Regions from separate parts of the Mus musculus genome. Here all the other regions are linked to region 1. Evidence: chromatin loops called from intact Hi-C (ENCODE). Cell type or tissue: gastrocnemius. All regions are shown on one strand. Links, peaks and the distances in the headings refer to the core of each region. The heading gives the core; the rest is flanking DNA. Region 1 overlaps Nlrc5 (NLR family, CARD domain containing 5). Region 2 has its middle 4.1 kb from the start of Ccl17. Region 3 overlaps Psme3ip1 (proteasome activator subunit 3 interacting protein 1). Region 4 overlaps Pllp (plasma membrane proteolipid).

Region 1 (3,329 bases), core at 331-2,830:
AAGTTAGGCTAATGGTATAGGCTATGTTATATGAACAGCCTTTTAGCTGTTCAGGAATCTGAGGCAGACAGATCGCAAGTTCAAGGTCAATCTAGGTAATTTAGTAAGATCCTGTCTCAAAAGGTCAGAAAGGGCTGGGGATATGGCTCAATGCTAGAGTGCTTCCTAGCATGTGTAAAGCCCTAAGCTCAATGCTCGGTGCTTTTTTTTTTTTTAAGTATTTATAAGCACCTTCTGGAGAAACTTTTTGTCTTGTGCTAGGAGAGGGAGTTAAGAATTGAGTGGCCCAATGGTCCGGGGTCTGGGACATGCCAAGGACTTAGCATGAAGTCCCCTCCTGCCAGAGCCTCAAGTCTCTCTTCTGTTAATCGTGTTCTTCCAAGGACTTCCAGCCCAGGCTTAGGAGTTAACCTGACCTTGGGAGAGTTCGCACTCATCTCTTCTTTCCTGGTTTAAGGGACAAAGCCGAGCTACAGGTTTAGGGATAAGTACTTCCAGGATAATAGGCAAGACCACTAGGTCTAGCCTACCCACTACCTCAGCAGGATTCAGAAACCACTTGAAACTCCATGGTGTTTTGCTTTGTTTTGCAACTTCCAAAGGCTAAACTCACAACACTCCATATCAAATGATCAATAAACGCAGATGTAACTGGTGTCTGATGTAAACGCCTGTAGCTGGTATCTTGTAAGTTTCCTGCTTCTCCGAGGTCTGAAGTGTACTGTGGACTGGAAAACTGTAGAGTCAGACAGAAGTGAACTAGCAAGGGCAATGGGTGGAAGTTGCTGGTCACGTGACCACGAGCAACTCACCATACCTCACCTGCCGCATGAGGCTGCTATCAAAGCTCAGGTGGTAGAAACGGCTTTGCTTGACTTACATAATACTTAAAACTTTTATGAATTGATCAGTGTTTTCAATTTGGGAACTTGTACATAAAATATCTCAACTCTGACTTCCCCAGAGATAGCTCAAAGCCAGGCACGGTAGCATATGCATATAGAACATGGGCCATAGAGGGAGGAGAATCAAAGTTCAAGGTCTCTCTTTGCTACATTTCAAATTCCAGGCCAGCCTGGTCTATGAGAGACACTATGGGGTGGGGGTGCAGGGAGCCAGTCAAGCCCTTCCACTTGGAGGAGCAAAGCCACTCTGATGGGGCCACACAGATGTGACCTTTAGCTGGGGCACACATCCCTCAGGTTGCTACAGTCCCTCCCTTATCATCCTGAAACAACACCAACTACCCTTCTTTGCTTTTTGCCTGACCAAGAGTGTGGCACATTTTGAACATGGCTGAAAATGTAACTTGGACCTCTGCTATGTGCACTATGTGCGTACGTGCACACATTCTCTCTCTCTCCAATACACACACACACACACACACACACACACACACACATATATATATACACATATATATACACACACATATACATATATATACATGTCTGTATATGTGCATATATTTATATATACACACACACATATATATACATACACACACACACACATATATATATATGCACATATACAGACACAAGATAACTAGTGAGGTCAGAAAAGCAAGGTGAAGAAAGTTCCTGCTACAAATAAGTGATGATTATATTCTATCTCCCTTTATTTCTCAGGGTTGAGTATCATAAAGGATGCAGAGATGCCCCCAAGTGATAGAATGGCACCTCCTCCTCCTCCTCCTCTTCCTCCTCCCACATTGTGAAAAGCCAAGCCAGTAGAGTGCAGTTATGGCTCAGTGTCACTAGAGGGCAGGTTGGCCCACCAGTAATTTCCCAGTAGAACTAAGGAGAAAGAAGGCCATTTATGGCTAGGCGCTTGGTATGTCAAAGCATACTTGTGGCTCACCAGGATGACTTGGTTCTGACCTTTTTGGCCCTCTGCATTGTCTCTGGCATCCCACCAAGCACGAGGAGAAAGTCCTCCGGCCAAGTGCCAAACACAAGTGTCATACCAGGACACTCTTATCAGGCCAGAATAGGGGCAGACCTGGCAAACACGGGCAGGAAGTTAGCAGGTAGAGGATCCAAGAAGTTTACCAAGAAATCCCAGGTCCAATTCTGTTTCCTTTTTCTAGGAAATTGCCAGGTTGACTTGCAGGAGTTGTTCTGACTCCTGTCTTGGCCAGACTGAAGACAGGATAGTTAAATTTGAAAAAAGAACCAAGCACCGAGTGATGTGCACAGAGTAGTCTCCGAGGACAGGGAGCCTAGAACACAGAGACAGTCCTTCCTTTGTAGCCTGTTGTTTTTCATTAGGCTTTCTCTAACTCTGCCTAAGTTCTAACTTCCAAGAAACACTATTTGGCCCCAAAACACACCACAGGCTGACTGGCAAATTCCGAGCTGGCTAGGCCCACCTCACGTCAGTGTGCCAACTCCTTGTTCTTTTCCTAGAGAAACTTCCTTTCCTGCCGCCTACCTGCTTGGGAACCTTGGCAGGTTTTCATCTAAAGCAAGTAGGGCCCAGTGTCAAGGATGGCTTCCTCTGGGAGTAGACTCCTTTTAAAAATACAGAGAGAAGCAAATGAAATCCCATCGCTGGTACCAATGAGAAGTGTCAGGTCCTTCTCGGGGGTCAGGATGTGGCCTGGCCTGGGAGCACCTAAGTCCTCCCTCAGGGTTGGGAGAAGCTCGTGGTCCCTGTCACTTGCTCATCATCGGAGAGGGTCGAAGATGGCACAAATGTCCATCTTCCCGATGGAACTGTAGTTACCATTTCTCTCTCAGACCCGAAGCCCCCCTCCACTGCTTTGTCCGTTCTGTTCCCTAGCACAGCTGTCCAGAAGCCGCTGTTCCAAACCACCTTGGGGAACTGATGAAGAAGCTCCCTATAAATGCCCAGCTATAAAAACCTCCACATGTGATGTATGTCGGAGTTCTGCTTCAGCAAGCCTGAGCCTCCTGGGGCTGGCATTCTGCATTTCCAAGGAGCCAAAAGAGACCCTGGGGTTGTCCTAGGCTGGGGATCAAAGTAGCCTGCAGGTCTGGGTGTTCTGCAGACAAGAACCCCCCTCCCCATATGAAACGTTCCTGTACTCCATCTAGGTTCTGTTTTGACCACACAAAAAAGAACACATCCAGAGTTTACAGGAAAAAACCACTCAGTGGTCAGCTTGGGGACGATCACCAGGCAGCTTAGGTCCCATGGATTGGTCACCAGTAAGTCACAGTGGGTGGCCAGCCATCATCAACAGTGAAAGGAAACCCTCCTTTGGCTATGGCCACACCACCCGAACACTTTTGATCCTATCAGGGCTTGAGGAAGCTTTCCCTGTAACGGCAGCCAGCAGTGGTCTGAACCCAAGCAAAAAC
Region 2 (3,329 bases), core at 489-2,988, 290 kb after region 1:
AGCATGCCTCTCTTTCTAGGACAGGTTGTGGCACAAGCAAGGGTCTTCCTTTTCCCAGTCTGTCTGGGCTGCAACAGCGAGTTATCTGAGAGGGTTTTTTGTTGGTTTGTTTTTTTAACCTATTGCTGCCACCTTGTGGCCAGTTTTTGCCTTGAAGAACGAATGCTAAGTGTCCGAATAGGGTAGAACCAAGAACACCACATTAACAATCAGGAGGCTGGTGGCCCTGAAGTGGCTTCTCTGTGGACCCAGGGTTCCTTCTACTGCAATAGACTTCTCTCCCTTGAGCACCAGGAGTGTCCCTCCAACAACTACTTAAGATTCTGAGTCCCAAGGCTCCTTCTACAGAGTCTTTGTGTGTGTGGGGGGGGGGGGGGGAAGCCTCTGAATCCAGTGACTAGAGAGAGAAAGGATGGTTGGCGGGAGGGGGGAGGCAAAGGGGAGCCCCTACTGGAGGCTTGCATCCTGTGTTCCAGAAGAAAGGTGCCCTCGGAGTATTTTTTTTTTTTTTTTTTTTTTTTTTTTGAGACAGGGTTTCTCTGTATAGCCCTGGCTGTCCTGGAACTCACTCTGTAGGCCAGGCTGGCCTCGAACTCAGAAATCCGCTTGCCTCTGCCTCCCGAGTGCTGGAATTAAAGGCGTGCACCACCACTTTTTGCTCTACCAGAGAAAGCCTTCCAGAGACATCTGTTGGGTAAACTCAGATAAGCAGGGCCGCAGAGACCCATGAGAGGTGTCCTGTGGGCCCTGGAGAGAGTAAAGGGGTTATTTCAAGGCCACTGGACAGAGAAAGTGTGGGGCCACAACTGGCAACAAAATGCCAGGAGGAGGAGGAAGAGGAGGGTGCAAGGTGTGTGTGGTGACAGCCCCCACATTCCTGGAGGCACCTTAAGGAACTGTGGCTTGAAGACTCTCGTGCTTAATGAGAGAGGGGTAGAAATGGGGACGGGGAAGGGGATGGACAGTGGAGAGGGATGCAAGGCATCTGTTGGTTCTTCTGTCTTGAAAGCGCCTCCCCTGTCCACTTCTGAAATACAGTTTCCCTTCGTTGCTCCATGCAAAACACCACCACGCCCACAAGAACTTCCATGGTCTTCCTATTTCTGTAAGTCACTCCAAGCCCGACATACACATGCCTAATCTTGGCCAAATGTCACCTGTCACTTAGGGAGGCTTAGATTCCCCCAATTATTTTACAGTCTCTGATAACTTGGGTCAGCTAACTCAGTAAATGAATTATTTATATAGTGGACATTTGATAATATATTTTGTCAACATGGCTGGATGAATTCCTAAAGGAACACCACCTACAGGGAAATAAATTTTCAGAGGATCCCTAACACTGAAACACCCTTTAAGATGTGGAAATTGAAGGAGCCTGATATGACTGTCTACTGAGAGGCCCTGCCAGAGCCTTACAAATACAGAGACAGATGCTCACAGCTAACCACTGGACTGAGCACGGGGTCCCCAAGAGAGGAGTTAGAGAAAGAACTGAAGGAGATAAAGGGGATTGCAACCCCATAGGGAGAACAACAATATCAACCACCCAGTCCCCCAAGAGCTCCCAGGGACTAAGCAATCATGGTTCCAGCTGCATATGTAGCAGAGGATGGCCTTGTCAAGCATCAATGGGAGGAGAGGCCCTTGGGCCTATGAAGGCTCGATAGATGCCCCCAGTGTAGGGGAACTAAGGGCAGGGAAGTGGGAGTGGGTGGGTGGGTGGGTGGAGGAAAACCCTTATAGAAGCAGGGGAAGGGAGGATGGAATAGGGAGTTTCAGGGGGGGACTGGAAAAGGGGATAACATTTGAAATGTAAATAAAGAAAATATCCAATTAAAAAAAAAAGTGGAAATTGAAATTGGGCAGTTCTTCAATACCCCACCAGGGGGCGTGATGGCACAGTAATAGATGTCCAAAATTGATGATAGCTGCACATACTCTGGTCCTAACTGATTGGAGCTGTGGAAGACCTTAAACAGGGATGTCTGTAGCTGGTCAGATGGTCCCCTGGGGGAGCAGAGGTCAGAAAATAACCCAATACACTACCAGAGTTAGCAAGATAGGGGTGGGGGTGGGTGGGTTACAAGGACTAGAAGAGCCACCAACACCAGGAGCTTGGGCAAACGCTAAAAGCACTGGGCGAGAAGTCCACTGGCTTCTATTTCCTTCGCCTGTAACTGTTTCTCATCCACTTATCACAAGGCCACAAATACCAAGTGGTGTTTGTATCTCTGTGATCCAACTTTTGTGAGTTTTTAAAAATCGTTATAAGCTAGGCATGCTGGTTTATGCTTTTAATTCATGGGCCTGTCTGTGTTGCAGTAAGCATTAATTGGGTGTTTCTACCCCATCTGAGATCATTTAGTGCCTAAATAAAATATTTATAATACTCCTTAAAGCACTAGAACAGGGCAGATATTAACTCTCTATGCTATTTTGTCTACTTCTCCTGTCAAAATCCTGAGAGATCATTTGCTGTGTTCTGCTTGGACCGTTCCTACTCCAACTGACCATCCCTCATGGCCACGCCCTCATGATCTACCGACTCCATGTTGCCTTCTTCCCCATTCTCCTTACCCTTGTGGTCTCTCCTCAGACCCCAAGACCAAAGCCCTGCCTACCACTCTTCTGCCCAGCTACAAGCTGTAGGCATCTTTATTTAACCAACAGTTTTAAACGAAGGAAGAAGGTTTGCAAACAAAAGCTGGCATATGTGAGAATTCACTCATTTTGAGGCAACTAGACCTTGGGATATAGAACTTAGCATTACAATACAGCAACAGAGCAAACCTCAGCACACCTGGGAGGTGGAGGCCAGAGCCATCGTCTGTTACACGGTGCATCTGAGGCTAACCTAGAGTGTGGGAGAGCCTAACTCCAAAACGAAACAAAAAATGACAGTGTAAAGTCAGGGGCAGTGGTACATACCTGTAGTTCCAGCCACTCAGCAGACAGAGGCAGGAGGATTGCTTGCACCCAAGAGCAGGCTGGGAAACATACTGAGAAACCCTTTGTCATGGTCATGTTTCTATTGCTTCGATAAAAACACAATGACCAATGATATTTATAAGAGCTCATTTCTTTTTGTTTTTCAAGACAGGATTTTTCTGTGTAGCTCTGGCTGTCCTGGAACTTACTCTGTGGACCAGGCTGGCCTGGAACACTTGAGATCTGACTGCTGCCTCCCTCCTGCCTCCTGCCTCCTGCCTCCTGCCTCCTGCCTCCTGCCTCCTGCCTCCTGCCTCCTGCCTCCTGCCTCCTGCCTCCTGCCTCTGCCTTTCTGCCTCAAGAGTTGAGACTAAAGGCATGTGCCACCCTCAGGCTCT
Region 3 (3,329 bases), core at 293-2,792, 56 kb after region 1:
CTTGTTGAGATTACTGTGAGTTACAGGTTAAGGGTCAGATTAACCAAAGGAAGAAATGCTCCAGAGCGAAAGTAAATCCAGAGGACAACAAATATAATCCATTGGCCCCTCGGCAGAACTTAAATGTGACTTGGCCTCCCAAATGGTTGGGATCTAGATCTAAAGCACCAGATCCTGTATGTATGTATGTGTGTGTACATGTGTGTGTGTACATGTGTGTGTGAATGAAGGCACGTGTGTATCACTGCGTTCATGTGTGAAGGTCAGGTCTTAGTAATTTGCTGCCTCACACTCATGAATGCACCTGCACCCAGCCCTGCCTATGCTTTTGAACACGGCCTCTGGACTCCCGTTCTATGTCTGTAGCATTTATGATCTTCTCACTGAAGTGTTCTGATGTGCTGTACCAGCAGGACAAGCTGCTGCTTATGGTTCTCATCTGAGTGTCACCAACAGTCATGAGGACATTCTGCAAAACTGCATTTCACCTTTCAAAGGTGAGACTTAGTTACTTATTTCTAAGGAAGTCATAATAACTTCTCAATTTCCTTTATATTCCTTAAGATCTTTGTTATGTGACTGCCAAGACAGTTCAGGGAGTAAAGGACTTGCCACAATACTTGAGTTCAATCCCCAGAACACACATGGTAGAAGGAAGAAAAGACTCCTATAAAATGTTCTAACTTTCCACATGCATATTCTCTCTCTCTCTCTCTCTCTCTCTCTCTCTCACACACACACACACACACACACACACACAGAGAGACAGAGAGAGACAGAGACATACATAGACACAAAGACAGAGAGTGAGACAGACAGACAGACACAGAGACAGAGAAACAGAGAGAGAAACAGAGACAGAGACACACACAGAGAGAGGCTCAGAGAGAGACAGACAGGTTTGACCTGTTGGTGAAGGTCTATATTCCAGCTACTTGAGAGTGTTAAGCCCTACTCTGGATTATAGAGGGGTCAAGCCAGCCACAGCTGTGTCAACCTATCCTGTTATTCTGCTGTCCTCTGGGCAGAAGGCAGAGGGTCAGAAGAGTCAGTTTTAAGTTTGTAGCTGAGCAGGGCAGTGGTGGCGTACGCCTTTAATCCCAGCACTTGGGAGGCAGAGGCAGGCAGATTTCTGAGTTCGAGGCCAGCTTGGTCTACAAAGTGAGTTCTAGGACAGCCAGGGCTATACAGAGAAACCCTGTCTCAAAAAAACCAAGAAAAAAAATTGTTTACAGCTAAAACTGAGGGGTAACTTTGCATCAACTCTCAGCATGCACTTGAACCAAAGCCTGCAGCCAGTACTTATGCTCCCAGCTCTGACTGACATTCCATCCCAGAGCTTTTAACTTTCCTTTCTCACAATAAAAAGTAGAAAAAAGGCTAGGATATAGCTCAGTGCTAGCGAGGCTGCCTAGCATATGTAAGGTCCTAGGCTCACTCCCCAGTACCACTAAAGGCAGAAAATCCTTAAGCAGGGCACTTGTCACATCATGGTCATCACCAGCTCACAGGCTGTCACCCCTGCTGTTCTCTCCGCTAGCATATGTTCCTTCCGTTTTAGGCTCTTCCTCATAACTTCCTAAGCGGGTAAATATCTGACAGCTGTTAGGATGCAGCAGTGCCTTACTGCACAACAGTGACATCTAGTGCCCAAGACACCCAAGAAGAAGCCATTGAAAGATGGAGAAACAGAGATTACCTCATCACACACACCAGGCTGGGTGGCAAATGTCTTTACCACTGAACCACCTTGCCACCCCTCAATCTTCATTTTCTTAAAATTACATGTAAACACACACTCAGGGATGCATGTTTCCCACAAGTGTACAGAGGTAAGACGGCCCCTTGCAGGAGTCAGTTCTCTATTTTACCATATGGGTCCCAGAGATCAAATTCAAGTCATCATCTTGTCAGCCCCAAACGCTCCTTTTTATTGGGATGGTGAGAGGGTAGGAGGGGGGTTGAAACAAGAGACTTAATTTTCCTAGTAAAAAATGTCAAAGTCATTAGTACATTGCAGTTTCTACTTATAACTTTGTCACTAAGGCACAGAGTATCTGGCCACACTGCTGCCCACACTACTGTTTAGTGGACCTACTGTATATACACTCTGCAGGAAAATACTAGCTAGTACAAACAGAAAATCCTACTATCAAACCAGCCATAGTGACAGACACCTTTAATCTAAGCTCTGGGGAGAAAGAGGCAGGTGGACCTCTGTCCCTGAGTCTAACCTTGTCTACATAGTAAATTCCAAGCCAGCCAGGATGCACACTGACTGTCCTACCATCAATTACCAATTCACTGATGAAGCATGTTCAAACAGAACAGTGAGTTTACTCAACTTACAAAGCTTAAAATATCCAAATAGGCTTCCTTGTAGATGGGTAAAAGTTAGGATGGACTATCAATAGCTCCTGTGGGCTATATACTCATTTATTTATATATTTATTGAGAATTTACAATATTCCAGGCACCAGGAAAAAAAAATTCAGTCATTCTGGTTGTTACAGAACTTATTTTACATCTTAGCAGTAAAGAGATAAAAAGAGCCAGGCAAACAAATGAACATGTACCCTATTTAAAACAAAATGATGGGGCTTGGGTAGCTCAATAGAGTACGTGCTTAGAATGTATAAATTCCCAGATAACACTACATGTAATACCATTTGGTGGTAAACAGGATGTAATGGTACAGCAATCAGAAGCTGCAACCATACAAAGTGCTTGAGGAAAGGCATACAGAGCTGAGTCCTAAGCCATGAAATGCTAGCCTTGGGAAATCTGAGGGAAGGGCATTTCAGGTTGAGGAAACCATGAATTTGAGGCCTTGCAATAGAATCCATTTGATGTGCAAGGAGGGCAGAGGCTAGAGTAGAGTAAACGTCAGGAAGAGTGGCTACAGAACACCAGGCCAGGAGATTTATCATAAGTCATGCAGAGCTCTGCAGAGACTGATGAACGAATGCAGACTTGAGCCAGGCATGGTGGTGCACATCTTTAGTCCCAGCACTCAGGAGGCAGAGGAAGGTGATCTCTCTGATTTCAAGGCTAGCCTGGTCTACAAAGTGAGTTCTAGTCTAGTCAGAGCTAAACAGTGAGATCTTGTCTCAAAAAGAGGTCTACTTTAGACTAACTGCCACAGGGAGGAAAAAAAATCACTGGAGTATTTCAAAGTTACATGCTGCCAGATAACTTTTACAATTTCCCATTATGCCCAAAGAACAGATTGTTAGGGCAAAGAGAAATGGAAACCAATTAGTAGTAACCCTAGCAATACAGAAGAAAGTCTAGAGTGATGAGAAAGACAACAAGATTTAGAGAGGTTT
Region 4 (3,329 bases), core at 531-3,030, 150 kb after region 1:
CGCCTGCCTTACAATCATGCGCCTCTGTGCTCACTAAAAGGCTCAGACCCAGCTGCATGGGTTTTCTGGGTTCCAGAAAAAAAAAAAAAAAAACCCAGCCAGAGGAGCCTGGCCTGAGACAAACCTGGGGCACCCATTCTCTCCAGAGAGCCAGGGCCTGGAGAGAATGGAGGCAGCTGGCACTGACAAACCCAGACCTCCGAGCTCAAAATTCTGATCCCCCTCAAGAAAGAACAATATCCCAAGATTCCCAAGGATATCTGCAGAGTCAGTCAATAGCCTCTCGATGCTGGTCTCTTCCAAGCACCAAGTCAAACACTCCACTTCCGTCATTAACATACCTTCCCACCCCAGCTCCTCATGTAGCTAAGAGGCAGGAGGATGGCATCACACCCACCCACCTGCCCTCCATTTCACATTTATGGAAGGTCAAGAGGTCCCGTCCTAGCCATTCACAGACGAGAGGACTCAGCCTGGAGCCGCACAGTCCCTGCCCCAAACTCACCACCAACGGCCAGGGCACCATGTACAACTTCATGTGCAGTTGAAACAGGTAGATGATGAAGAAGACGATTGTCACCAGCCAGAGGAAGACAGCGACAAACATGACCCAGCCATAGGCAGGATACAGATGGTATGGGGTGTCAGCAATCAGGGCCCACACCAGCAGCCCCAGTGCCTGTGGAAAAATAAGGGGGAGTTTCTCAGAGCTGAACAGCTCCAGCCGGAGGCTCGGGCCTTGGCCCCCTTTCTTGTTAACTCAAAAAGTTTAGGCTGGCAAGATGGCTAAGAGGGTAAAATGTTTGTCACAAGCCTGACAACCGGAATTCAATTCTGGAACTCAGGTGTAAGGAGAAAAGTGACGACCAGCGGTTGTCCTCCAGCCTTTCTGTGTTCACTGTGGCATGGAACATGGTCACACGCACGTACAATTAAAAACAGCTTCTTCAAAGAAATCTTGACTCCTGTTGTTTACATCTGTGCTGGGCATCTTGTCTGGCCACTCTTCCCCCTTTCAATTCCCATCATGCTGTGTGACAAAAGGCTCTTCCCCGGTGTGACGGTTTGTATATGCTGGGCCCAAGGAGTGACAGGATTAGAAGGTATGGCCCTGCTGGGTAGGGTGTCATTGTGGGTGTAGGTTATAAGTCTCACATTCTAGCTGCCTTGAAGTCAGTCATCTGCTAGCAGCCTTCAGATGAAGATGAACTCTCCGCTCCTCCTGCACCATGCCTGACTGGATTCGCCTCCGTTCTTGCCTTGACGATACTGGACTGAACCTTTGAACCTGTATGTCAGCCCCAATTAAATGTTGTCCTTTATAAGACTTGCCTTGGTCATGGTGTCTGTTCACAGCAATAAAACCCTAACTGAGACACCCAGGTCCCCAGATAGTACCACCCAAGGTAGGAACGGTATCTCTCTCATAGAGTATATGCTCCTCATACCAGAACTGCCCACAGCATTCCAGGGGCTTGACTTTGCCACAGGTGCAGAAAAAAAAAAAATGCTAGAAGCCAGTCAGGGAGGCTAATACTTGTAATCCCAACACTGGAGGAAAAAAGAGACTTACGAATGAGTTCAAGGCAAACATGAGTCATAGGCCAGTCTTGCCCACATGAGCCCCTGTTTCAAAACAAAACTCTGTCTCAAAAAAAGGGGTGGGGGGAGTAGTGGAGAGATGGCTCAGTGGTTAAGACTGGCTGCTCTTCCAGAGACCCTGAGTTCAATTCCCAGCAACCACATGGTGGCTCACAACCATCTGTAATGGGGATCTGGTGCCCTCTTCTGGTGCGTCTGAAGATAGCAACAGTGTACTCATATGTAAAATAAGTAAATCCTTAATAGATAAATAAATAGATAGATAGACAGAAAGGGGAGCGTTTCAAGATGGCTCAGCAGGTAACAGGACTTATTGCCTAAGCTGGAAAGCCTGACAACTTGAGGCGGCCCCTCCCTCCAGAACCCAGAGTGGAAGAGAAGAGCCAGTGGGATGGTAAGCCACGCCAGGAAGCTTGGTGGGTAGAGTAGCCAGGTACCCCCACATCCCCGACTGAGTGTGTAGAACCTAAAAGCATGGGCTTTGTTTAAAACCCGTTCCTCTTCCACCTGCACAACTGCGCAGTGCTTCCTTACCTCATTCGTAACAGTGCAGGGACCACACCCACCTGAGACAGCTACTCAAAGCTCAGTTTTATACTTGAGAGTGACGGTCAGCCTTATGTAAATTTCTCCCCCCTCGAGTCCTGCCACAAAGCACCAAACTCAGATGGTTCTACCCATAGACTTCTTGTAGGAGCATAGCCCAAAGACCCTGGGGAAGACCCAGGGATAGTACAACCCCGTGACTGTCCTGGGCCTCCCCAGCCTCTTCTTTGCTGGCCAAGGATCTCTGTCTAGGTTGGGGGATACCCACTCTCCTCTCATCTGGAACTCTACCAGCCACCATGGGTGTAGAAGTCTACTGTGGCTCTGGAGAAAGCCTCCATTGCTAGAACCAGAAGGACTGTTCCACCCTCTGCCTGCATAGCATGGAAGCCGGTAGCCCCAGTCCAAGGGTGAGACCACTTTCAGTCAGATCTTAGGAGCTGAGCTGGCCTCGGGATACTGATCTTTGGAAACAAGTCCCCATCTCCTGGCCTACCCACTCTGCTCACAGGACATTGGCAAGTTCCCTGGGATCTAAAGAGAAATCCTCACCAGAGGGCTCATGACCCAGAGCTGGGGCTCCTCCAGCCCCCTTCTCTCAAACCACCCCACTACAAGGAAGTTTCTTTGTTTTGGAATACACACTTGCAGTGTAAGGACAGGGACCCTGTAGCTGAGCAGGCCTAGGAGCCCAGCAATGCCCTGGCCAAAGCAGGCTCTCTCTGTATCTGCACTCCCCAGCTAAGGTGAGCCCCAGACACCCATGTCACATAGCACCCCTCCATCTGCTCTTGCCTCTGACCCTCACAAGCATGCCCAGGGTTTGTCTCCATGCCCACTTTACAGTGACAAAGATGGGGCTGTGTAGCAGGGCCTTCCTAGACTGTGGTCACATGCCAAACTGGGAGCAAACCCTCATTTCATTACAACTCAGTGGCCAGGGAGAGGTGGCTCAGTAGGTGAAGACCTTGCCACAAAGTCTGATGACCTGAGTTAGATCTCTAGAACCTACGTGGCAGGAGGGGACTCCTGAAAATTGTCCTCCAACCTCCATATGAGCACTCTGGCATGCCCATGCCTATACATGCACAACACACACACACACACTTTCCCCTACCCTCCCTCTCTCCTTCCCTCCTCACTCCTCTCCCTCTTTCTTGGCATGGTCTCATCAGTCCAAC

What was found. Hi-C counts contacts between places; a loop is a spot of excess contacts. Peaks named below come from ENCODE experiments on the same cell type or tissue, not always from the same donor. Only the 100,000 strongest peaks of a DNase experiment are listed, where the experiment ranks them.
Region 2: it touches region 1 in a loop (4-fold over the local background); 10 of 42 quality-filtered maps call a loop at or near these places.
Region 3: a loop joins it to region 1, with 8 times the contacts of the local background. A loop is called at or near these places in 20 of 42 quality-filtered maps.
Region 4: it touches region 1 in a loop (2.1-fold over the local background); 9 of 42 quality-filtered maps call a loop at or near these places.

The regions. Positions count from the first base shown.
Region 1 is chr8:94,526,601-94,529,929 of GRCm38, forward strand. Nlrc5 (NLR family, CARD domain containing 5) reads left to right here. Exons shown (of 49, transcript NM_001033207.3): 49 at 1-672. Among named protein-coding and RNA genes, the nearest start is that of Cpne2, 4.8 kb to the right of the region's middle. In gastrocnemius, for the core only: a CTCF peak has its summit at 1,769; a DNase peak (open chromatin) is centred at 1,823; H3K27ac peaks cover 592 bases.
Region 2 is chr8:94,812,847-94,816,175 of GRCm38, forward strand. No RefSeq gene overlaps it. Among named protein-coding and RNA genes, the nearest start is that of Ccl17, 4.1 kb to the left of the region's middle. In gastrocnemius, for the core only: a CTCF peak has its summit at 1,877 (motif pointing right); a DNase peak (open chromatin) is centred at 1,913.
Region 3 is chr8:94,583,000-94,586,328 of GRCm38, forward strand. It overlaps Psme3ip1 (proteasome activator subunit 3 interacting protein 1), which reads right to left. Exons shown (of 8, transcript NM_028221.4): 6 at 1-15. Among named protein-coding and RNA genes, the nearest start is that of Psme3ip1, 17 kb to the right of the region's middle. In gastrocnemius, for the core only: a CTCF peak has its summit at 1,655 (motif pointing left); a DNase peak (open chromatin) is centred at 1,633; H3K27ac peaks cover 1,119 bases.
Region 4 is chr8:94,678,840-94,682,168 of GRCm38, forward strand. Pllp (plasma membrane proteolipid) reads right to left here. Exons shown (of 4, transcript NM_026385.4): 2 at 506-679. Among named protein-coding and RNA genes, the nearest start is that of Arl2bp, 14 kb to the left of the region's middle. In gastrocnemius, for the core only: a CTCF peak has its summit at 1,802 (motif pointing left); no DNase peak of the experiment used is centred there; H3K27ac peaks cover 567 bases.